Linked DNA regions of Homo sapiens: region 1 is linked to region 2. Evidence: chromatin loops called from intact Hi-C (ENCODE). Cell type or tissue: heart right ventricle. All regions are shown on one strand. Each heading gives the region's core, and the rest is flanking DNA. Links, peaks and the distances in the headings are about the cores only.

The links. Hi-C counts contacts between places; a loop is a spot of excess contacts. Peaks named below come from ENCODE experiments on the same cell type or tissue, not always from the same donor. Only the 100,000 strongest peaks of a DNase experiment are listed, where the experiment ranks them.
Region 1: a loop joins it to region 2, with 10 times the contacts of the local background. A loop is called at or near these places in 13 of 110 quality-filtered maps.

The regions. Positions count from the first base shown.
Region 1 is chr1:19,557,366-19,572,209 of GRCh38, forward strand. No RefSeq gene overlaps it. Among named protein-coding and RNA genes, the nearest start is that of MICOS10-DT, 32 kb to the right of the region's middle. RefSeq lists a silencer at 12,897-13,146. In heart right ventricle, for the core only: no CTCF peak of the experiment used is centred there; DNase peaks (open chromatin) are centred at 6,124 and 6,556; H3K4me3 peaks cover 1,170 bases; H3K27ac peaks cover 2,349 bases.
Region 2 is chr1:19,502,288-19,510,287 of GRCh38, forward strand. The region is part of intron 1 of LOC105376819 (a long non-coding RNA gene); the gene reads left to right. It overlaps LOC105376818 (a long non-coding RNA gene), which reads right to left. Exons shown (of 3, transcript XR_947018.1): 3 at 7,603-7,641. Among named protein-coding and RNA genes, the nearest start is that of CAPZB, 21 kb to the left of the region's middle. In heart right ventricle, for the core only: no CTCF peak of the experiment used is centred there; DNase peaks (open chromatin) are centred at 3,477 and 6,895; H3K4me3 peaks cover 772 bases; H3K27ac peaks cover 7,411 bases.

The DNA.
Region 1 (14,844 bases), core at 2,185-10,184, 57 kb after region 2:
GACAGGGTTTTCACCATGTTGCCTAGGCTGGTCTCAAACTCCTGGACTCAAGGAATCCACTGCCTCAGCCTCCCAAAGTGCTGGGATTACAGGCGTGAACTCCTGCTCCCGGCTGTCCCTTGTATGTTTTTATCCTTAAGGAGAACGCTCCCATGAGCTAGTTCTCTTATGAACTAGAACTCCTGAAACAGATCTGTCGAGTTTTCCGACTTTTATCAAAGTCCTGGTCATGCTTTGCCTGATGATATTGGCAACAACAGTACAGTGTTATCAGCTATGAGTTCAGTTTTCTTTCTTCCTTCCTTTCCTTTCCCTTCCCTTCCCTTCTCTTCCCTTCCCTTCCCTTCCCTTCCCTTCTCTTCCCTTCCCTTCACTTCCCTTCCCTTCCCCTTCCCCTTCCCCTTCAATTCCCTTTCCCCTTTGCCTTCCCTTCCCCTTCCCCTTCTGTTCCCCTTCCCTTCCTCTTCCCCTTCCCTACCTCTTCCCATTCCCTTCCCCTTCCCCTTCCCCTTTCACTTTCCTTTCCTTTCCTTTCTTTTTTTTATTTTGTTGAGACAGGGTATCTGTCACCCAGGCTGGAGTGCAGTGATGCAATCATGGCTCACTGCAGGCTCAACCTCCCCGGGCTCAGATGATCCTCCCACCTCAGCCTTCCTTAGTAGCTGGGACCACAAGCAGGCACCACCATGCCTGGCAATTTTGTATTTTTCTAGAGATGGGATTTCTACATATTGCCCAGGCTAGTCTTGAACTCCTGGGCTCAAGAGATCTGCCTGTCTTGGCCTCCCAAAGAGCTGGGATTATAGGCGTGAGCTACCACACCCGGCCAAGTTCAGTTATTTAAAATGTTTACTTGCCACAACCTTCCTTCTTTAATTTGAATCTATCATGGTCAAAGCCAGTGTGTCTTGGTTAGGATGCACATCAGACTCGTCATGGAACAGAGAGCTGTAAACATTTGTAAGGTGTCTAGGCTCTACTCTACTGTTACTGAATCTTTCTTCTTTTTTTTAAACAGTTTTGCTTTGTTGCCCAGGCTGGAGTGCAGTGGCGCAATCTCGGCTCACTGCAACCTCCACCTCCTGGGTTTGAGCAATTCTGCTGCCTCAGCCTCTGAGTAGCTGGGATTACAGGTGCATGCCATCACGCCCAGCTGATTTTTGGTATTTTAGTAGAGACGGAGTTTCACCATGTCAGCCAGGCTGGTCTCAAACTCCTGAGCTCAGGTAATCCATCTGTCTCAGCCTCCCAAAGTGCTAGGATTATAGGCATGAAGCCGCCACTCCTGGCCTGAATCTCTTTAGTTGATATTCTTGGTACCAAACTCCTGGGCTCATAAAAACAAAAATTATGTCCAGGAGCAGTGGCTCATGTCTGTAATCCCAACATTTTGGGAGGTTGAGGTGAGAGGATTGCTTGAGCCCAGGAGTTTGAGACCAGCTTGGGCAATATAGTGGGATCCCATCTCTATAAAAAATAAAAATAAAATTAGCTAGGCATGGTGGTGCATGCCTGTAGTCCAAGCTACTTGGGAGACTGAGGCAGGAGGATCACTTGAGCTCAAGAAGTTGAGGCGGTGGTGAGCCATGATCATGCCACTGCGCTCCAGCCTGGGCGACGGAGTCAGAACCTGTCTCAAAAAAAAAAAAAATGTTTCTGTATTATCATATGTTCAATCTCAAGATTTTCTTTCCTCTGTACAAATTATGTTCATACATTTCTATGAATCAGATGTAATATTTACTGATTTCTGTGCAGATAGATGTAATCAATTATCTTTAGAGGTATTTTGTCAAAATTTTGGATGTGGTTTTATTATCTCTGTTTTGCATGCCACAGAAACAACCACATTTCCTTGTTTCCTGGCTCCTGTTATGAACCTTCATCAGATCTTTCTTATTTTATTTTATTTTATATTGTATTGTATTGTATTGTATTTTAAGATGGACTCTCGCTCTGTTGCCCAGGCTGGAGTGCAGTGGCACAATCTCGGCTCACTACAACCTCTGCTTCCTGGGTTCAAGCGATTCCCCTGCCTCAGCCTCCTGAGTAACTGTATTACAGGCGTGTGCCACCATGCCCAGCTAATTTTTTGTATTTTTAATAGAGACAGGGTGTCATCATGTTGGCCAGGCTGGTCTCGAACTCCTGACCTCAGGTGAGCTGCCCCCCTCGGCCTCCCAAAGTGCTGGGATTACAGGTGTGAGCCACCGAGCCCGGCCAGACCTTTCACATTTTAAGATGATCTATAATAAATTAACCAAAGCCATATTAACTCTCTGTCATCTGCAATGCCTCAGAGGTTTACTGCTATAAGCTACAGGCTGGATTTGGTGTTTCGAACCAAGGACAGTCTCAGAGCTGTATGGGAAAGGACTGTACCAGGTACTTCAAACTGAGCTGAGCTGACATTACTTAGAAAATTCTTAGACTATTATCAATGGAATGAGTCAGGATTTCCAGGGCTGTTGAGGGTTAGAAGCAAATAGTTTCATGTTTAACTCAGAAGACAGCAGAATAAGAATTAATTACATAGGACTGAGTGAACTGATGAGGGAAATTTTATTGTATTTTTCTAAACAAATATGTTTAGAAAACTGCTGGTGTTGTTTCAACGTTCTATTGTCCTTATTTATTAAAGAAGAAATGTCCTTTCTCTCTCTTCTTAATCCATCTGTAACCATAACAATTTTGTCATCTCTGCTTTTATAAACGGAAAGAAACCATTTAAAAATGATATCTGATTCTCCCTGGCCTTCTAGAATTCAGAAACTCTTATAAAGTCTTTTTACTTTTTGGCCAGCCGTGGTGGCTCATGCCTGTAATCCCAGCACTTTGGGAGGCCGAGGCGGGCAGATCATCTGAGGTCAGGAGTTCGAGACCAGCCTGACCAACATGGAGAAACCTCGTCTCTACTAAAAATACAAAACTAGCCGGGCTTGGTGGTGGGCACCTGTAATTCTAGCTACTCGGGAGGCTGAGGCAGGAGACTCTCTTGAACCCGGGAGGTGGAGGTTGCGGTGAGCCGAGATTGCGCGATTGCACTCCAGCCTGGGCAACAAGAGCGAAACTCCACCTAAAAAAAAAAAAAAAGTCTTTTTACTTTTCATGGTAATAGTTATTTGCACATGTTCAGCAGGACTATGTCCTCCTTCTTACCAGGACAAATGGATTAATTGTAGCCAAGGCCTCACTTGGAGCATCATATCTGAGAATGGTGCTCACTAAATCAGGTGTGACAGGGCATTTTAAGGGATAAAATTTGTGTTAATACTTACGGAACACACGCCTACAAAGGTCTCCATGAAAACTGGCTTGGGGCCAGGTGCGGTGGCTCACACCTGTAATCCCACCACTTTGGGAGGCCAAGGCAGGCAGATCACCTGAGGTCAGGAGTTTGAGAACAGTATGGCCAACATGGTGAAACCTCATTTCTACTAAAAATATAAAAATTAGCCAGCTGTGGTGGCGGTAATCTGTAGTCCCAGCTACTGGGCAGGCTGAGGCAGGAGAATAGCCTGAACCGGGGAGGCGAAAGTTGCAGGAGCTGAGGTCGCACCACTGCACTCCAGCCTGTATGATAGAACCAGACTCTGTCTTAAAAAAAAAAAAAAAAAAGGGCCGGGCGCGGTGGCTCACGCCTGTAATCCCAGCAGTTTGGAAGGCTGAGGCGGATGAATCACCTGAGGTCAGGAGTTCGAGACCAGCCTGACCAACATGGAGAAACACCATCTCTACTAAAAATACAAAAAAAAAAATTAGCCGGGCATGGTGGCGCATGCCTGTAATCTCAGCTACTCTGGAGGCCGAGGCAGGATAACTGCTTGAATCTGGGAGGCGGAGGTTGTGGTGAGCCAAGATCGTGCCATTGCACTCCAGCCCGGGCAACAACAGCGAAACTCAGTCTCAAAAAAAAAAAAAAAAAAAAAAAAAGAACAAACAAAAAAAACAAAAGTGACTTGGTACCTGATTTACAGATATTAAAGACAGTCACTTCCTGGAAGGCCAGGAACTTTATGATATTCAGAGAACAAAAAAAGAGAAGAATTCACTCAGATATACAGGTTTGACAGGTGAAAGAAATTTTGTGGGAAGCGTCTTGAGCTGGGTGTCTTAACTTTGAAATAACAAATAATAGAGCCTTTTACGATTCCAGCTGGGAAAAGAATAAAGATTCCAATTGGAGATTCCTTATGAAAACTTCTAGACAAAAGCTAATTTTGTAATTGTTTGAAACGACATGGCTGTAAATTTTGTGAAGCACATTTAGGAGGCCTATACGACAAATTAATATTTTTTTTTCTTTGAGACAATGTGTCATTCTGTCGCCCAGGCTGGAGTGCAGTGGCGCAATCATGGCTCACTGCAGCCTCAACCTCCTAGGCTCAGGTAATCCTCCCACCTTAGCCTCCTTAGTAGCTGAGACTACAGGTGTGTGCCACCATGCCCAGCTAATTTTTTGTATTTTTTGTAGAGAAGGGGTTTCACGATGTTGCCCAAGCTAGTCTGGACCTCCTGGGCTCAAGTGATCCATCCACCTCGGCCTCCCAAAAGTGCTGAGGTTACAGGCATGAGCCACCATGTCTAGCTGACAAATTAACTCTCTTGCTGTACCTACATAAACAATCAGACCACATCTAATGAGAACAGTCAATTTTTAAATCAAGAGTCATTTTTCTTTAAGATTATAATGATCCTAAGGGGTTGGGGAGATCATAGGGACAAATTAGAAAAACCTCGACATTCAGTGGGTGTCCTGACTAGCTCAACCCATAGGATTATTTTTGGCCCTTCATTGTCTTTGAGCTACTTTATAGCTCTGTATCTTGTAGAAAGCTGTCAGTAAAACAAATTGTTCTTTTTTTTTTTTTTTTTTTTTTTTGAGATGGGAGTTTCACTCTTGTTGCCCAGGCTGGAGTGTAATGGTGCGATCTTGGCTCACCGCAACCTCCACCACCCGGGTTCAAGCGATTCTGCTGCCTCAACCTCCCGAGTAGCTGGGATTACAGGCATGCACCACCACACCCAGCTAATTTTTGTGTTTTTAGTAGAGACAGGGTTTCATCATGTTGGTCAGGCTAGTCTCGAACTCCTGACCTCAAGTGATCTGCTGCCTCGGCCTCCCATAGTGCTGGGATTACAGGCATGAGTCACTGTGCCCGGCCTGGTTCTTGTCCATAGAAATGCAACTTGTGTCCGGTAGAATGAAATTAATTATTGCCTTGTGGATATCAACCAACTTTGCCAGTTTCGTACCTAATCTGTAAGTTCACTTCCCTGTTCCTTACGCGACTATAACTGTGAGATATTTTGAACTAGTCGTAACATCTTATCAATTCCCTCATTACTTAATGTGTTCCACAAAATCTTTGATATGGGTTCATTTAATATCTGTATGAAAGTCATAATTTTATTGTTTTTGAAAATTACCCCTGGACTTAATATATATAAGGTGCTTAGAATAGGGTCTGGCACCAAGTATGGACTCAGTAAATGTTAGCTTTTGTAAGTAACGGATTAATAACATCCCTTGTTTTATAGATGAACAGAATGAAGTGCAGAGGAGACAAGCACATTTGCTTAAATGGCACTGCTTGCTGGAGATGGAGCAGGAGCTAGAAGCCAAGTCTCTGCTATCAAGCCCCTGCTTTCTTGCTGCCACCCCCGCCCCACCCCTCTCCTACCCACAGTCCTCTCTGGCTGTGCTTTGCTGACCCTACACATTCTTTGGGTTTCATTCTGGATCCTTCTAGGCTAGGTTAGCAGCCCCAACCCCAACCTTTGTGTCTTCCCCTGTGAAGCTGGTATTGTAAATATATTGCAACTATCAATTTCTTCATCTAGGCCAGGTGAACTACTGGCTCATGCCTGTAATCCCAGCACTTTGGGAGGCCGAGGTAGGAGGATGGTTTGAGGCCAGGAGTTTGAGACCAGTCTGGGCAGGATAGTGAGACCCCACCTCTAAAAAATAAAAAAAGAAAATCATCTTCATCTAAGCCATGAGCCACACACAACCAAGGACCGAAACTGTCTTGATTGCCACCCAGCCTGGCACACAGCAAGTAGAAACACCAGAAGTGAGGCCTCATATAGGTGTGGTGTTCTCTCCCCTGGGGATGGGGAGCAGGGCTGCTTTCCAGAACTGACTGGAAACCCTCTGCTCCTCCATCCTCTGACGGCCCAAAACTCCCCCAGGCTCCTGGCAGCTCTAGGCAATATCAAGCCTCCTAGAGAGGATGCCTGGAGCCACTAGCCTCTCAAGACTTGAGTTTCTGTTTTGTTTTTTTCCAAATAAAATTCCAGAAATCCAGGTTTAAAAATAACCAAGCAATGCAATCTTCTCCACCAAGCTGCTTGGCAAAAACAAACCCTCAACAAAGACTAGTGTGCAGTCTCACTTCACACTTACTCATTTTCGGCCGCCAACTCAGCTCTGTTTTGGGTGGGGAGGAAAAGCGGGAGGCAGGACTCCCAGGGGCAGAAGCGCAAGGGCACAGGCGCTGGGCAGAAGCTGGGCTGGACCGTAGGGCCGCCCCGGCTTTGCAGGCACACACCCGTTTGGGAAGACAGCTGCTAGAGACTGCTGCGAAGTCCGGTTTTCCTTGGAGTCCCAACTTGCTGGTCTCCAGCCCTGGATCTGGCAAGAGATCAAAGCAGCCCTGGAAAATGGTCTCCATTCGTAATCCAGAATTCATTCTCCTTCCCCGGGGAGACATCAGCTTCTGCCTGAGCCTGCCTTTCCCCATTATTACTTAGGGAACTGGCCGGTCATAATGGGGAGCAGCATTTATGCTCTTGCGGAACAACAACCTCAAGACTCCCCACTTTTTTTGACATGGTCTATTTTCTAACCTGTCATCCTTTTTTTAAGGCCCATTTTGTGGGTGAGAAAAACGTGTGATGGAAGAGAGGAAATTCAGGACCAGAGGCCTGGAAAACTGTCAGATTTCATATTTCCTCCTCCTTTGAATCAGCATTAATGCCCCTCAATGGGGTTTTCCTGCAAATGCTTGTATAACTCCCTTTTAAAACAATTTTTGCTGTTTTTTCCTTTCCCTGCCCCTGGGTAAGTTATTCCAACTGACTACTTTCCACCTCAAAAGAAAGTAGTGGACAGGAAAAAAGTGGTCGTGTGGTCTGTTGGCTACAGCTCCAAGTGGAGCCAGGAGATTTGGGTTCTATTCTGAGCCTTTCTGAGAACATGACGAGGGGGAGGGACACAAACTTGGCTCTTTTACTGGAGTCCAGGGACTCCATGCCAACAGGAGGAAGTTACTTATTCCGGATCAGAAGGGGACCAGGAACTGGCATTTATTAAACACCTGCAAAGCGCCACGCCCTTGACCAACTAGCTCTTTTTTTCTTTTTTCTTTTTTTTTTTTGAAATGGGATCTTGCTCTGTCACCCAGGCTGAAGTGCAGTAGCGCAATCACAGCTCACTGCAGTCTCTGCCTCCCAGGCTCAAGCAATCCTCCCACCTCAGCCTCCCGTGTAGCTGAGACTACAGGCATGTGCCACTGTGCCTGGCTAATTTTTTTGTATTTTTTGTAGAGATGGGGTTTCATCATATTGCCGAGGCTGGTCTCCAATTCCTGAGCTCAAGTGATTTGCCCACTCACCTCGGCCTCCCAAAGTGCTGGAATTACAGGCATGAGCCACCATGCCTGGCCCCAAGTAACTGTCTCTCTTTTTTTTTTTTTCGAGATGGAGTCTTGCTCTGTCGCCCAGGCTGGAGTGCAGTGGCGCAATCTCAGCTCACTGCAAACTCTGCCTCCTGGATTCAAGCGATTCTCCTGCCTCAGCCTCCTGAGTACCTGGGATTACAGGCATGCGCCACCACACCTGGCTAATTTTTGTATTTTTAGTAGAGATGGGGTTTCACCATGTTGGTCAGGCTGGTCTCGAACTCCTGACCTCATGATCTGCCCACCTCGGCCTCCCAAAGTGCTGGGATTACAGGCATGAGCCACCTCACCTGGCCTCTAACTAGCTCTCTTAATCCTCACAACTTTGCGGGTTAGCTTCTGTAACTTCCTTGTTACAGACTGGGACCCGGAAGCTCAGAGAGATGCAGTGAGTTCCTCAGGGTAGCACAGCTTGTTGGTGCTAGAGCTGGGAACAGAGTCCAGCTCTGGTTCTGGGGTCTGAGTTGTTTCACTACAACATGTAACCCACCAGCTATGCTTTCGTCCTTGACTTACTCCATGTACCGAGTACCTATTACGTACTATAAAGATAACAGTAAGCAAAACAAAGATTCTTTTTCATATGGAGTTTATTTTCTAGTTGGAGGTGGGTGGAAAAAGGAGGAAGACAGAAAATAAATAGGTAAATTATATAACATGCTGTAAGATCTTAAGCGCCAAAAACGAAAGAAAGATTAGAACAGGGTAAGGGGATTGGGAGGGCTGAAGATAGATGTTTCACATTTAAAGAGGGGAATGAGGGGCCAGGCACAGTGGCTCACGTCTGTAATCCCAGCACTTTGGGAGGCCTAGGTGGGAGGATCACTTGAGGTCAGGAGTTCGAGACCAGCCTGGCCAACATAGTGAAACGCTGTCTCCACTAAAAATACAAAAGTTAGCCAGGTATGGTGGCATGCATCTGTAGTCCCAGCTACTTGGGAGGCTGAGGTAGGAGGATCACTTGAGCCTGGGAGGCAGAGGTTGCAGTGAGCTGAGATCACGCTGCTGCATTCCAGCTTTATTTATTTATTCTCAAATACATAAGGTAATCAGGGTAGGCCTCATAGAAGAGATGACATTTGCATGAAGAGTTCAAAGAGATGTGAGAATTAGAAATGCTGCTGTTGGAGGGAAGATTACTGCTGTCAAAGGGAACAGTCAAGTCAGTGCAAAGGCCCTAAGGTAGGAGTGTGCCTATCATGTTTGAGGAGCAGCAAGGAGACCAAAGTGCCTGTAGCAAAGTGAGCAAGGAGCCGGCACATAAAGGGTCACTCTGCCTGCTGTGTTAAAAATAAACAGCAGGGATGGCCGGGTGCAGTGGCTCACACCTGTAATCCTGGCACTTTGGGAGGCCAAGGTGGGTAGATTGCTTGAGGCCAAGAGTTCAAGACCATCCTGGGCAACATGGTGAAACCCCATCTCTACAAAAAACACAAAAATTAGCCGGGCGTGGTGGCGTGCACCCATAGTCCCACCTACGTGGGAGGCTGAGGCGGAAGGATGGCTTGAGCCTGGGAGGTGGAGGTTGCAGTGAGCTGAGATTGTGCAGCCTGGGTGACAGAGCCAGACACCGTCTCAAAAAAAAAAAAAAAAAAATGAACTGCAGGGATGGCCAGGCATGGTGGCTCATGCCTGTAATCCTAGCACTTTGGGAGGCTGAGACGGGAGGATCACTTGAGCTCAGGAGTTCAAGACCAGCCTGGACACCATAGTGAGACTATGTCTCTACTTAATTTAAAAATAAAAATAAAAATAAATGAACTTCAGGGGGACAAGGAGGAAGCTGGGGGAGTAGATGGGGCCATTGCAGTAACCAGGTGAGAAGTCACTGTGGCTCAGACAAGGTTGGGAGCAGTGGAGGCAGGCAGCGGTGGGCAGAGTCAGGAAGGCAGAGCCAGTAGGATTTTCCAATGGATTCAATGTGGGGTGCTTCAAGGCAACGCCAGGGTTTTTGTTGGGCAATTGGAAGAAGAGAGCCATCCATGGAGCTGAAGAAGGCTTCGGGTGTGGCAGGTCTGGGGGTGGAGGGAAGATCAGCAGTTATGCTTTGAGAATTGTGAATCTGACGTGTATCACTGCTCTCCATACAGGGCCAAATCAATAACATCCAAAAAGATGACTGAAGAGGCCCATATACGAAGCGCTTCCAAACAAACTGGCTAGTTCCAGAGTTTCCTCTCCACTGCCTTCCTCTACACCAGCTGTTCTTAACCCAGGGGTCTGTGAACTTGGATGGAAAAAAAATTACACCTTTTTTTCTTTTCCCTTCACTGACCTCATGCTGGAATTTAGCATTTTCTTCCATTGTGATTGTAGGCAACAAACCCCTGCAGACTTAGCAGGACTGGCTCCTGTCACTGATAGAAACCATTGCTATTTTCATCTCACACAACGGGTGCTCTGGATTATCCCCAAATATCTTTCACCCTCATCACTTCTTTGAATTTTTGGTCTTTTTGGATCTGCCATTAAGTCTTATTACTTAACGCATTAACAAGCTCATAAATTATTATATCATAAATTTAAATTTGAAACATTTTTGATAATGGTATTTCACTATATTTGACCTCCCTTGTAGTCCTATGCATTTTATTGTTTGTATGTAAAATCATTATTCTGAGGCTGGGTGCGGTGCCTCACCCCTGTAATCTCAGCATGTTGGGAGACCAAGGTGAGTGGAGTGCTTGAGCCCAGGAGTTACCACCCTGGGCCACATGGTGAAACCCCGTCTCTACAAAAAAAAAAAAAAATACAAAAAGTAGCTGGGTGTGGTGGCGCTCGCCTGTAGTCCCAGCTACTTGGGAGGCTGAGGTGGGAGGATCACCTGACTCAGGAGAGGTTGAGGCTGCAGTGAACCGTGATGGCACTACCATGCTCCACCCTGGGCAACAGAGTGAGTCCCTGTCTCAAAAACAACAATAATAATAATAATAAAAATAAAATAAATATTCTGAGAAAGGCCTCATCAGCTTCCCCAGACTGCTAAAGGGGGTCTGTGGCGCAAAAGAGTTAAGACCCCTGATCTAAGCTAAATATCTTCAGCAAGATGGGAGGGAAAAAAAAGTCATTAAAATGTCTTGATCATGCCAGGAACTCTGCCAGGAACTTTATATTCATGACCTCATTACTCCTCACAATTGCAAAGTGGATATGAATTTTTTTTTTTTGAGACGGAGTTTTGTTCTTTTTGCCCAGGTGGAGTGCAGTGGTGCGATCTTGGCTCACTGCAACCTGCGCCTCCTGGGTTCAAGCAATTCCCTGCCTCAGCCTCCCAAATAACTGGGATTTACAGGCGTGTGCCACCACACCCAGCTAATTTTTGTATTTTTAGTAGAGACGGGGTTTCACCATGTTGGCTGGGCTGGTCTCAAACTCCTGACCTCAGATGATCCACCCACCTAGGCCTCCCAAAGTGCTGGGATTACCGGCCTGAGCCACCACGCCCGGCCTGGATATGGTTTTTCTTTGCATTTTACAATTGGGGAAAGTCACCCAGCAAGTCACTGGAAAATCAGATGTTCAAACTCAGGGCTATCTATTCCTAAAGTCTGTGTTTATTTCACCAAATCAAACTGGATCATATGTTGCAACCTAAATGCCGATAATCAGCCTTGCCCCTCACTTAGCCAAGCAGCAGGGTAGTATTTATTAGTTATGAGCTTGGAAGCTGGGGCTAGACTGTCCGATCTCAAATCTAGCCTTTCTGCTTATTTATATGTGGCTTTAAGTAAATCACTTAACCTCTCCATGTCTTTGTTTCCTGGTCTATAACACAGGCATGATGGTGACAATAATATTGCCAGCATAGATGTGTTGTAGGGTAGCAAGTGTGTGACGCTTAGACCAGTACCTGGGCCTGGCAGGGTGGCTCACACCTGTAATCCCAGGACTTTGAGAGGCCAAGGCAGGAGGATCACTTGAGCCCAGGAATTCAAGACCAGCCTGGGCAACATAGCAAGACCTTGCCTCCACAAAAAATACAAAAATTAGCCAGGTGTGTTGGCAGATGACGGTAGTCCCAGTTACTAGGGAGGCTGAGAGAGGAGGCCAAGGCTGCAGTGAGCCAAGATTTCACCACTGCACTCCACCTGGGCATCAGAGTGAGGCCCTGTCTCAAAAAAAAAAAAGAATAGTACCTGGATTATAGAAGGTGCTTACATTTTTGTTTTTTTGTTTGTTTGTTTGTTTGAGACAGAGTCTTGCTCTGTCACCAGGCTGGAGTGCAGTGGCGCCATCTCGGCTCACTGCAAGCTCCGCCTCCCGGGTTCACGCCATTCTCCTGCCTCAGCCTCCCGATGGGACTACAGGCGCCCGCCACCACACCCGGCTAAGTTTTTTTTGTATTTTTAGTAGAGACGGGGTTTCACCGAGTTAGCCAGGATGGTCTTGATCTCCTGACCTCGCGATCCGCCCGCCTCGGCCTCCCAGTGTGCTGGGATTACAGGCGTGAGCCACCGCGCCCAGCCGCTTGCATTTATTTTTGTTGAGAGCTCTGGCTCCAGAGAAAAACAGATTGGGTTTGAAGGTCAGCATAACTTTTTACTGTGTGATCTTGGGCAACTCATTTAACCTCTCTTTGCTTCAGTGTCCTCATCTGTAAGTGGAGACCATAATACCTACTTCCTAGGGTGGTGGAAAGGATCAAATGAGATAATCAATACAAGAGCCTCAGATACTTACTGACTAGTATAAGCAATCCCTAAAGAGATACATGCTCAATGTGTTAGCATTAATTATTATTATCTGTTGCTCTCTTATTTAAGCCCCATCCATTTCTCTAGTTCTTGTCTTTCTTTCTGTTAAGGCTTTCTTAGCCCTATTTCCTTACTCTTGGGGATTTCATGGAATGTCTAATCAAATTATTAAGGTTATATTCAGACATTTATTACCCAAATATTTACTTAGCTCTTACCATATGCCAGACACTGTTCTGGACATCTGGAAGTATCAGTGAACAAAAGCCACAAATCTCTGCCCACAAGACTCTGATATTCTTTTTTTCTTTTCTTTACTTTTTTTTTGAGATGGAGTTTCACTGTTGTCACCCAGGCTGGAATGCAATGGCGCAATCTCTGCTTACTGCAACCTCCGCCTCCTGGGTTCAAGCGATTCTCCTACCTCCACCTTCAGAGTAACTGGGATTACAGGTGCGCACCACCACACCCAGCTAATTTTTGTATTTTTTAGTAGAGATGGGGTTTTGCCAAGTTGGCCAGGCTGGTCTCAAACTTCTGACCTCAAGTGATCCGCCCACCTCGGCATCCCAAGGTGCTGAGATTACCGCGCCCCGCCTTCTTTTTTTTTCTTTTTTTTTTTTTGAGACAGGATTTCATTCTGTCATCGAGGCTGGAGTGCAGTGGTACAATCAGAGCTCACTCCAGCCTCAACCTCCCAAGTTCAGGTGATCCTCCCACCTCAGCCTGCCTAGCAAGAAGCTGATATCCTAAACACTAGATATTCTGCTTCACTTCAGTCCCTTTTGCTGATCTGGAGAGAATCAAATTAATATTTGACAATAAGGACTTCATATCAACATACTGATTTTTCCAGGAATCACACTGAGGAATTCACCTTCTGTTGGTGATTATTCACCCTCAGCCTTACATTGTTCTCCATTGCACTGATAGCCTCCAACAATTGTCATCTGCTATGGTTTGAATGTGTCCTTCCAAAATTCATGTTGAAAATTAATTCCCAATGCAATAGTATTAAGAGGTGGGGCCAGGTGTGGTGGCTCACACCCACAATCCCAGCACTTTGGGAGGCCGAAGCAGGCAAATCACTGGAGCCCAGGAGTTCAAGAGCAGCCTGGGCAACATGGTAAGACCCCATCTCTATGAAAAATACAAAAATTAACTGGGCACGGTAGCATGCACCTGTAGTCCCAGCTACTTGGGAGGCTGAGGTGGGAGGATCACTTGAGCCCAGGAGGTGGAGGTTGTAATGAGCTGAGATTGTGCCACTGCACTCTAGCCTGGGTGATGAGGTGAGACCCTGTCTCAAAAAAAAAAAAAAAGAAAAAGAGGTAGAGTCTTTAGGAGGTGCTAAGGTCATGAGAACTCCACCCTTGTGAATGAGATTAGTGCCCTTATGAAACGGCTTGAAGAAACCTATTTTGCCCTTCCATCCCTTCCACTATGTGAGGACATGGTATGTGTTCCTTCCACCATGTGAGGATACAGCAAGAAGCTGCCACCTTGGAAACAGACAGGAACCCTTCACTAGACACTGAATCTGCTGGTGCCTTGATTTTGGACTTCCCAGCCTCCAGAACTGTGAGAAATAATTTTTTATTATTTATAAATTAGCAAGTCTAAGGTATTTTGATATAGCAGCCTAAAGGAAGCAAGACACTATCCAATTCCAAAGTCTTTAAAACTCTCAAACACCTGGTAGATTGCACTCATCAGTTTATTTCTCTCATATCCCACTCTAGTCCACCATCAGTGAAAATCTTAACAATTCTCACACAATTGCGTGCCAGAGGCTATTGGTACTCCACAAATGACCAGTGACAGGGTCTTTGTTGCCAGCTAAATGGCAGGTGATCCAGCTCTGAGATCTCATTTTAGTTTGCTTCCTAAGACTACTTTGAGTGTCAGCTGACCTAGGTTGAGTTCTCTGCTGCTATGATGTGAATGTTTGTGTCACCCACCTCAATTCATATGTTGAAACTTAATCTCCAGTGTGGTAGGGCTAAGAGGTGGCACCTTTGGGAAGTAATTAGGTCTGGGATTAGTGCTTTTCTAAAAGGAGCCGAAGGGAGCTTGTTCGCCCTTCTACCATAAGAAGACACAGGAAGAGGGTGCCAGGTATGGGGAGTAGACCCTCGCCAGACACCAATTCTGCTGGCACCTTCATCCTGTACTTGCAAGCCTTCAGAACTATGAGCCATTGATTTCTGTTGTTTGTTGATTCCCCAGCCTAAGATATTTTGTTATAGCAGCCTGGATGGACTAAGACATCTGTGAAACAGATTCTGAGTCTGAAATCTGCAGGCAAGCAGTTTAATGGGGAGGTAGTATGCCAGGGACTGACGCCTGTGAACAAGTGAGTGAGAGAAGCAGAATTGGACAGACGGAGAAGCTGAACTGTGATGAAGTTGCTCTGAAGGCTTCAGACAGAAACATGGGGTGCTCTGGAGCTGGGATAGATTTTT
Region 2 (8,000 bases), core at 1-8,000:
TTCGCCATGTTGGCCAGGTTGGTCTCAAACTCCTGACCTCAAATGATCCGCCCATCTTGGCCTCCCAAAGTGCTGGGATTACTGGTATGAGCCACTGCTCCCGGCCAAGATTATTTTAAAAGGCATGACACACTGTCTCTCGTGCTCCACCATGGTAAGACGTGCTTGCTTCCCCTTCACCTTCCGCTATGATTGTAAGTTTCCTGAGGCCTCCTAGTCATGCTTCCTGTTAAGCCTGTGGAACTGATGCAATTGAAGACACTGGTTATTTTATCAAGGTTTTGACTAGAATGGCATGCTTTCAGATACAAACAGACTGTTCTAAGAAACCAAAGTTGACTTATAGGGCCAATAAAACTCCTCAGGAAAGCTGGCCTTATACCTTGTCTACCCAGTCCCTGTATAGGGTTCCTGATCTGTGGGGTTTTGCATGTCTGACCCCCATGGCTCCACCTGGACCTCCCAACCCCACTCCTGTGGCCCCACCCAGAAGGAATTCAGCTCACAGGAGGGCAGTTTAGACTCCCTATGATTTCATCCGCCCCAATCAATCAGCAGCAAGCCCCAGTTACCTGACCTCCCCCCTCTTTCCCCAAACTGCCTTTGAAAAACTCCTAACCTAGGAACTTTGGAGGAGATGATTTGAGTGCTAACTCCATCTCCCACATGGCGTGGTCAGCCTTGTGTCTGTTAAGCTCTTTCTTTATGGGGGAAAAAAAAAAGCTTGGCAGCTTATTATTTTTCTGAAAAAATAGCGTTTTAAACATCTGACTACAGAAATACATGCTCATTGTAGTGGCCAGGTGTGGTGGCTTATGCCTGTAATCCCAGCACTTTGGGAGGCCAAAGTAGTGGATTACTTGAGGCCAGGAGTTCGAGACCAGCCTTGTCAACATGGTGAAACTCCATCTCTACTAAAAATACAAAAATTAGCCAGGCATGGTGGCACATGCCTGTAGTCCCAACTACTCAGGAGGCAGAGGCAGAGAATTGCTTGAAGCCAGGAGGCAGAGGTTGTAGTGAGCTGAGATCATGCCCTGTGCTCCAGCCTGGGCAACAGAGGGAAACTCGTTCTCAAAAAAAAAAAAAAAAAAAAAAAAAAAAAAAAAACAATGCCGGGCACGGTGGCTCATGCCTGTAATCTCAGTACTTTGGGAGGCTGGGGCAGGCAGGTGATCACCTGAGGTCAGGAGATCAAGACCAGCTTGGCCAACATGGGGAAACCCTATCTCTACTAAAAATACAAAAATTAGCCAGGTGTGGTGGCGTGCACCTGTAATCCCAGCTACTCAGGAGGCTGAGATGGGAAAATCGCTTGAACCCAGGAGGCAGAGGTTGCAGTGAGCCAAGATCTCACCACTGCACTCCAGCCTAGGTGATAGAGCAAGATTCCGTTTCAAAAAAAAAAAAGAAAAGAAATGCATGCCCATTGTAGAAAAATTATAAACAAAAGCACCAGAAAAGAAAATTCCCAAGAAATACTTTCATCTTTTTGAATTTATCCTTCTAATCTTTTTTATTGTCACCAGGTTGGAGTGCAGTGGTGCCATCTCGGCTCACTGCAACCTCCACCTCCCAGGTCCAAGCAATTATCCTGCCTCAGCCTCCCAAGTAGCTAGGACTACAGGCGCCCATCACCATGCCGGGCTAATTTTTGTATTTTTAGTAGAGACGGGGTTTCACCATATTGGCCAGGCTGGTCTCGAACTCCTGACCTTGCGATCTGCCCACCTCGGCCTCCCAAAGTGCTGGGATTGCAGGCATGAGCCACCGCGCCTGGTCTTTTTTTTTCTTGAGATGGAGTCTCGCTTTATCACCCAGGCTGGAGTGCAGTGGTGTGATTTCGGCTCATTGCAACCTCTACCTCCTGGGTTCAAGCGATTCCCCTGCCGCAGCCCCCCAAGTAGCTGGGATTACAGATGCCCACCCCTGTACCTGGCTAATTTTTGTATTTTTAGTAGAGACAGAGTTTCACCATGTTGGCCAGGCTAGTCTCGAACTCCTGATCTCAAGTGATCTGCCAGCCTTGGCCTCCAAAAGTGCTGGGATTACAGGCATGAGCCACCGCGCCCAACCGGCATAATTTTTAATAGTGGCTCAGTATCCATTGCATGGAGTGGGGGTCATGATTTTTTTTGTTGTTTTACTTTTTAAAAATTGTTTGTAGAGACAGCGTCCCACTGTGTTGCCTAAGCTGGTCTCAAACTGCTAGGTTCAAGTGCTCCTCCCACCTCAGCCTCCCAAAGTGCTGGGATTATAGGCATGAGCCACTGCGCCAGTCCTGTATTTTGATTTTTTTTAAGTAACCCCCTAATGTTGTACAGTTTGGTTGTTTCCAGTTTTTCACCATCAATAGCAATAAACATCTTTGTATGTATCCTTCTGCTCATATCCCTAATTATTTTTTTAGCACTCACAAGTAGAATTTTGCATCTAAGGAAGAGCTACATTGTCAAGACTTTTGCTATTCATTGCCAAATTTCATTAAAAAGTTGTACAAATACACACCACTGGCAGCAGTGTATGAGAATGCTATAATAAAGGCTTTGGGCCAAGTTGACAATTATGAGCAAAAAAAAAAAAAAAAAAAAACAAAATCAAGAAGATAAGTGTTTGCTAAAGGCTCACCCTACGCCAGCTGTGTTTATTTGTTGAACTCTATCACCATGTTCCTTGGCCCAAACACTGAAGGTCCTTTAGATTCTTAGTTTATTTAGTGCCTCTTTCAACACTCTAGTACTTTGACCCCAGTCTTATCTGAAGGAAAGAGGATTTCTGGTAAATAGTTTCCAATTTGGAAACTCAACCCAAGCACTTCCATCCCTCATCCCAGTGTGGACCACCTCTGTGGTTTTAACTGCTGGGGATGAGTCAGAAAGTGATGCTGGCTGAGTTGGAACTGAGAACTGTAATGCTTATAAGAAATAATAGAGAAGGTTTGAGGTGAAAAAGTCATGTTCCGAGGTACAAAGGAAAAACCAATAACAACCCAGAGTTTGGAGTTTCATTCTGCCCTGCTCTGATAATATCACTATGGTGATGTTCTCCATAAACAATTGCAAAATAGCAAGATGAAAAGGAACAAGCAAGTTCCACCCAGGCGATCTGGAGTTATTTTAGGGATCAAGGCAGTGTCATCTGGGGTAAATATGGAATGCAAAATCTGTTCTTGTAATAATCATCCCCTTCTTTTGTGAGGCTGAACAAAGACCTGGCAAATCAGTCGTTTTGTGCTCAAAGAAGCACTGACCCAGTGTTCTCAGGGCCAAAGAGAAAGTGAAGCCAAAACAATGGAAATGATGGTTAATAACAGATGCTGGAATTATTCTTCTCACACCCATGGACTCTGAGACTCCACTGAGCCTGGTGTGGAGTCCAAGCGGGTGGAACAACGGTGATGTTCTTGGGTAGGGTTGGCCCAGTTGAGAGGCTGGGATCGGGACCCCAGGTTGCTGAGCTCGGTTGCCTGCCCTTGACCTTGATTCTTGGGCCAGAGTCGGTGGAGGGAAGCATCTTCAAGGCCACGGTCTGTCTCTGGGGCATCACCATCTGCTGCAGATGACATTTACTGCTCCTATCCTCATGCTATTCTCTTTGAACCCCTGACTCAGCGAGCCCCAGTCCAAAAAGCAGAACTAGCTATTTTTTGCATCAAGAAAAAGATGTCAGGCAATACACTTGCCGAATTCTTTGCTGACCCTGAAACGCTTCCTCTTTGCACTTAACTCCTGTTCTTCCTTTATTCTCTTTGCTGCCTTCTCTTCTAGACCACTAAATTGCAAGCGCCGCTATCTTCTCCAATGAAGATGCTCAAGGGAAGGGCTGTACTCAGCCATGGAGGCTGGCACAGTGCCTGGGGCACGCAAGTTTCTCCATAAATGTCAGCTCATAGGAGGTGAATTCAAAATCCCATGCCTACCCTAAAATGGACATTTCTCCGGCAGATCTGAGACTGAGGCTATTTGTTCATTCATTCAACAAATATTTATTGAGCACCTACTAGAAACCAGAATTTGTGCTAGGGACTGGAGCTGTAAGGGAAACAAGATTCCAGGGCCCTGTCCTTATGGAGATTACATTCTTGTACACTGTAATGCAAGTGGTGAGCACAGCTTCCATCTTGTCACAGTGGTGAGCACAACCTACTTCTCTGACCATTGGACAAAAAATTGCACTCCCCACTTACCTTGTCTTATTTTATATTTCTTTGTTGCTGATCTTTCAGTCTTTGCATGCAAAAATGTATCCTCTTTGAGGGTGCTTTATGATGTTCATTGCTGAATCCCAAGCACCTAGAACCACTTCTAGCATCCAGCAGGTGTGTTGGTCTATTTGGGCTGTTATAACAAACTACCATGGACTGAGCATTTTATAAACAGCAGAAATTTACTTCTCACCGTTCTGGAGGCTGGCAAGTCCAAGATCATGGCGCCAGCAGATTTGGTGTCTGGTGAACGCCCTATTCCTGGTTCACAGGTGGTGCCTTCTCACTGTGTCCCCACATGGTGGAAGGGGCTGGCTAGTGCCCTATGGTCTCTTTCATAAGCACACTGATCCCAATCCTGAGGTCACCACTCTCATGCCCTGATCACTTCCCCAAATGCCCACCTCCTAATACCTTGGAAGTGAAGATTTTACATATGAATATTAGGGACACAAAAACATTCAGACCATAGCAAAGTGTTCAACAAATACCTGTCAAATCAATTTATTTAATAAACTCTGCAATCTTCTAGAACTTTCTAGCACAAATCTCCAGGGAATGAGCTGAGAACTCCAGAAATTCATAACTACAAATTACAACTACCCAGGACTTTCCAGATTACAAAGGAGGGAGGTGCATGGGAAGGAGCCTTCGCCTCTCTTGAGTCCTGGGTTCCTTCTTGTAAAATAGAAACAATAACACCTACCTTTGGGGCCTGTTGTGAGGATCGGATGAAGTAATGGGTGGGAATTACTCAGCCCAGAACCTGGCAAGCAGTATTTGCTCCATGCCTGGGGACAGTGCTATTGTTTATTATTTGAGCGTCCCAATTCTGTGTGGACTTTATTATTAGCTTGGCCATTTAACTGACACAGAAAACAGGACTAACGGGGGTATACTAATTTGCCGAGGGTAGCTCAGGAGGGACTAGAACCCCAGCTACATACACCCATGGGGCTGAATTCCAAACACAATGCCTTATCTACCACCCCAGGGGTGCCACCTCTGGAGGGAAAACACAAGGGTGCCTCCTGATTCTTCCAACCCCCGACTCCACCACCCCATCCTCTCCCACCATTGTGTTGTTCTCCATTCTCAGTCTACCCCACCCATCACCAAGGGCACAAAAGAGCTCAGAGGAGAAGCAAGCTTGAGGGGAAGACTGTGCATTTGGTTAGTAGGAGCAGGACGAATCCCCCTCCCGCCCACCTGCAGCTTCCTGTGATGCTTCCTCCAAGTTCCCCACAGCCCCCTCTTCTCTCATGCCTTGGGGACCCTCAGCCTGCCAGCCTCTAAGCTGTCGGGGATTCTGATCCAATCAGAAGAGATGGGCTATGAGACCTGTTAGCATAAACAGATCGGGAAATCTTCTTGAAACAGAGAGGTCCTTGAAATTGAACTTCCTAAAAATGATTATGGTTTTTTTTTTTTTTTTTTTTTTTTTTTGGAGACAGAGTCTCGCTCTGTCACCCAGGCTGGAGTGCAGTGGCCAATCTCGGCTCACTGCAAGCTCCGCCTCCCGGGTTCACGCCATTCTCCTGCCTCAGCCTCCCGAGTAGCTGGGACTACCGGTGCCCGCCACCATGCCCGGCTAATTTTTTTGTATTTTTTTTAGTAGAGATGGGTTTCACCGTGTTACCCAGGATGATCTTGATCTCCTGACCTCATGATCTGCCCGCCTCAGCCTCCCAAAGTGCTAGGATTACAGGCATGAGCCACTGCGCCTGGCCAAAAATGATTATGATTTTTTTAAAAAGTAGGCCAGGTGCGGTGGCTCACACGTATAATCCCAACACTTTGGGAGGCTGAGGCAGGAGGATCACTTGAGGCCAGTGTTACTGGAAAGGGGTCCCAATCCAGACCCCAAGAGAGGGTTCTTGGATCTTGTGCAATAAAGAATTCAGGGCAAGTCCATAGAGTGAAGTGAAAGCAACTTTATTAAGAAAGTAAAAGAATAAAAGAATGGTTGGCCGGGCGCGGTGGCTCACGCCTGTAATCCCAGCACTTTGGGAGGCCGAGGCGGGTGGATCATGAGGTCAGGAGATCGAGACCATCCTGGCTAACAAGGTGAAACCCCGTCTCTACTAAAAATACAAAAAATTAGCCGGGCGCGGTGGCGGGCGCCTGTAGTCCCAGCTACTCGGGAGGCTGAGGCAGGAGAATGGCGTGAACCCGGGAAGCGGAGCTTGCAGTGAGCCGAGATTGCGCCACTGCAGTCCGCAGTCCGGCCTGGGCGACAGAGCGAGACTCTGTCTCAAAAAAAAAAAAAAAAAAAAAAAAAAAAAAAGAATGGCTACTCCATAGGCAGAGCAATGGTATGTGCTGCCCACCTGAATGTACTTATAGTTATTTCTTGACTATACGCTAAACAAGGGGTGGATTATTCATGAGTTTTCTGGGAAAGGGATGGGGATTTCCAGGAATTGAGCGTTCCTTCCCGTTTTAGACCATAAAGGATAACTTCAGAACATTGCCACGGCATTTGTAAACTGTCATGGAGCTGGTGGGAGTGTCTTTTAGCATGCTAATGCATTCTAATTAGCATATCATGAGCAGTGAGGTCAACAAGAGGTCACTTTCATCATCATTTTGGTTTTGGTGGGTTTTGGCCGGCTTCTTTACCACATCCTGTTTTATCAGCAAGGTCTTTGTGACCTGTATCTTGTGCCGGCCTCCTATCTCATCCTGTGACTAAGAATGCCTAACCTGGGAACGCAGCCCAGGAGGTCTCAGTTATTTTACCCAGCCCCTATTCAAGATTGAGTTGCTCTGGTTCAAATGCCTCTGACACTAGGAGTTCAAGACCAACCTGGGCAACATAGTGAGACACCATCCATACAAAATAAAAATTTTAAAATTAGCTGGGCATGGTGGCATGCCTACAGTCCCAGCCATTGGGGAGGTTGAGGCAGGAGGATTGCTTGAGTCCAGGAGTTTGAGGCTGCACTTAGCAGTGATGGCACTACTGCACTCCAGCCTGGGTGACAGCATGTCTAAAGAAAACAAACAAAACGAAAACTATAATAGCGTTAGCTGTAATTCATTAAATATTTCCATGGTGCTGGGTAGTGTGAGAGGCAATTTATAAATGTCCAGCTCTGATAACAACCAGGAAAGGCAGGTAGTATTATTCCTATTTTATAGATGAAAAAGTTGAGGCTCTGGAAAATGAATGATCTTGTGGGCCGGGCATGGTGGCTTATGCCTGTAATCCCAGCACTTTGGGAGGCTGAAGCGGGTGGATCACTTGAGGTCAGGAGTTCCACACAAGCCTGCCAACATAGTGAAACCCCATCTCTACTAAAAATACAAAAATCAGTTGGGCATGGTGGCACGTGCCTGTAGTCCCAATTACTCAGGAGGCTGAGGCAGGAGAATCGCTTGAACCTGGGAAGTGAAGATTGCAGTGAGCCGAGATCGTATCACTGGACTCCAGCCTGGGCGACAGTACGAGAGAAAAAAGAAAGAAAGAAAGAGAGAAAGAGAGGGAGGGAGGGAGGGAAAGAAAATGAATGATCTTGTCAGAGGTCATGTGGCTACTAAGTAATGAATGCTGAGATTTAAACCCGGTCTATCTGCCCTCAAAACTCATGCTCCTTCTGCCTTACAAAAATGGTGGGGGGTGCAGGGGAAGTTATGTGGCACCCATCCTAGCGTCACTCTGAAAAAAATTGGAAACATCCTAAAAAATACAAAAATTGAGGATGGTTATGTGATTTATAGTGAGTGTAGTCAGTAGACTATTGCAATGACTAAAAACGATGCAAGGGGCCGGGCATGGTGGCTCATGCCTATA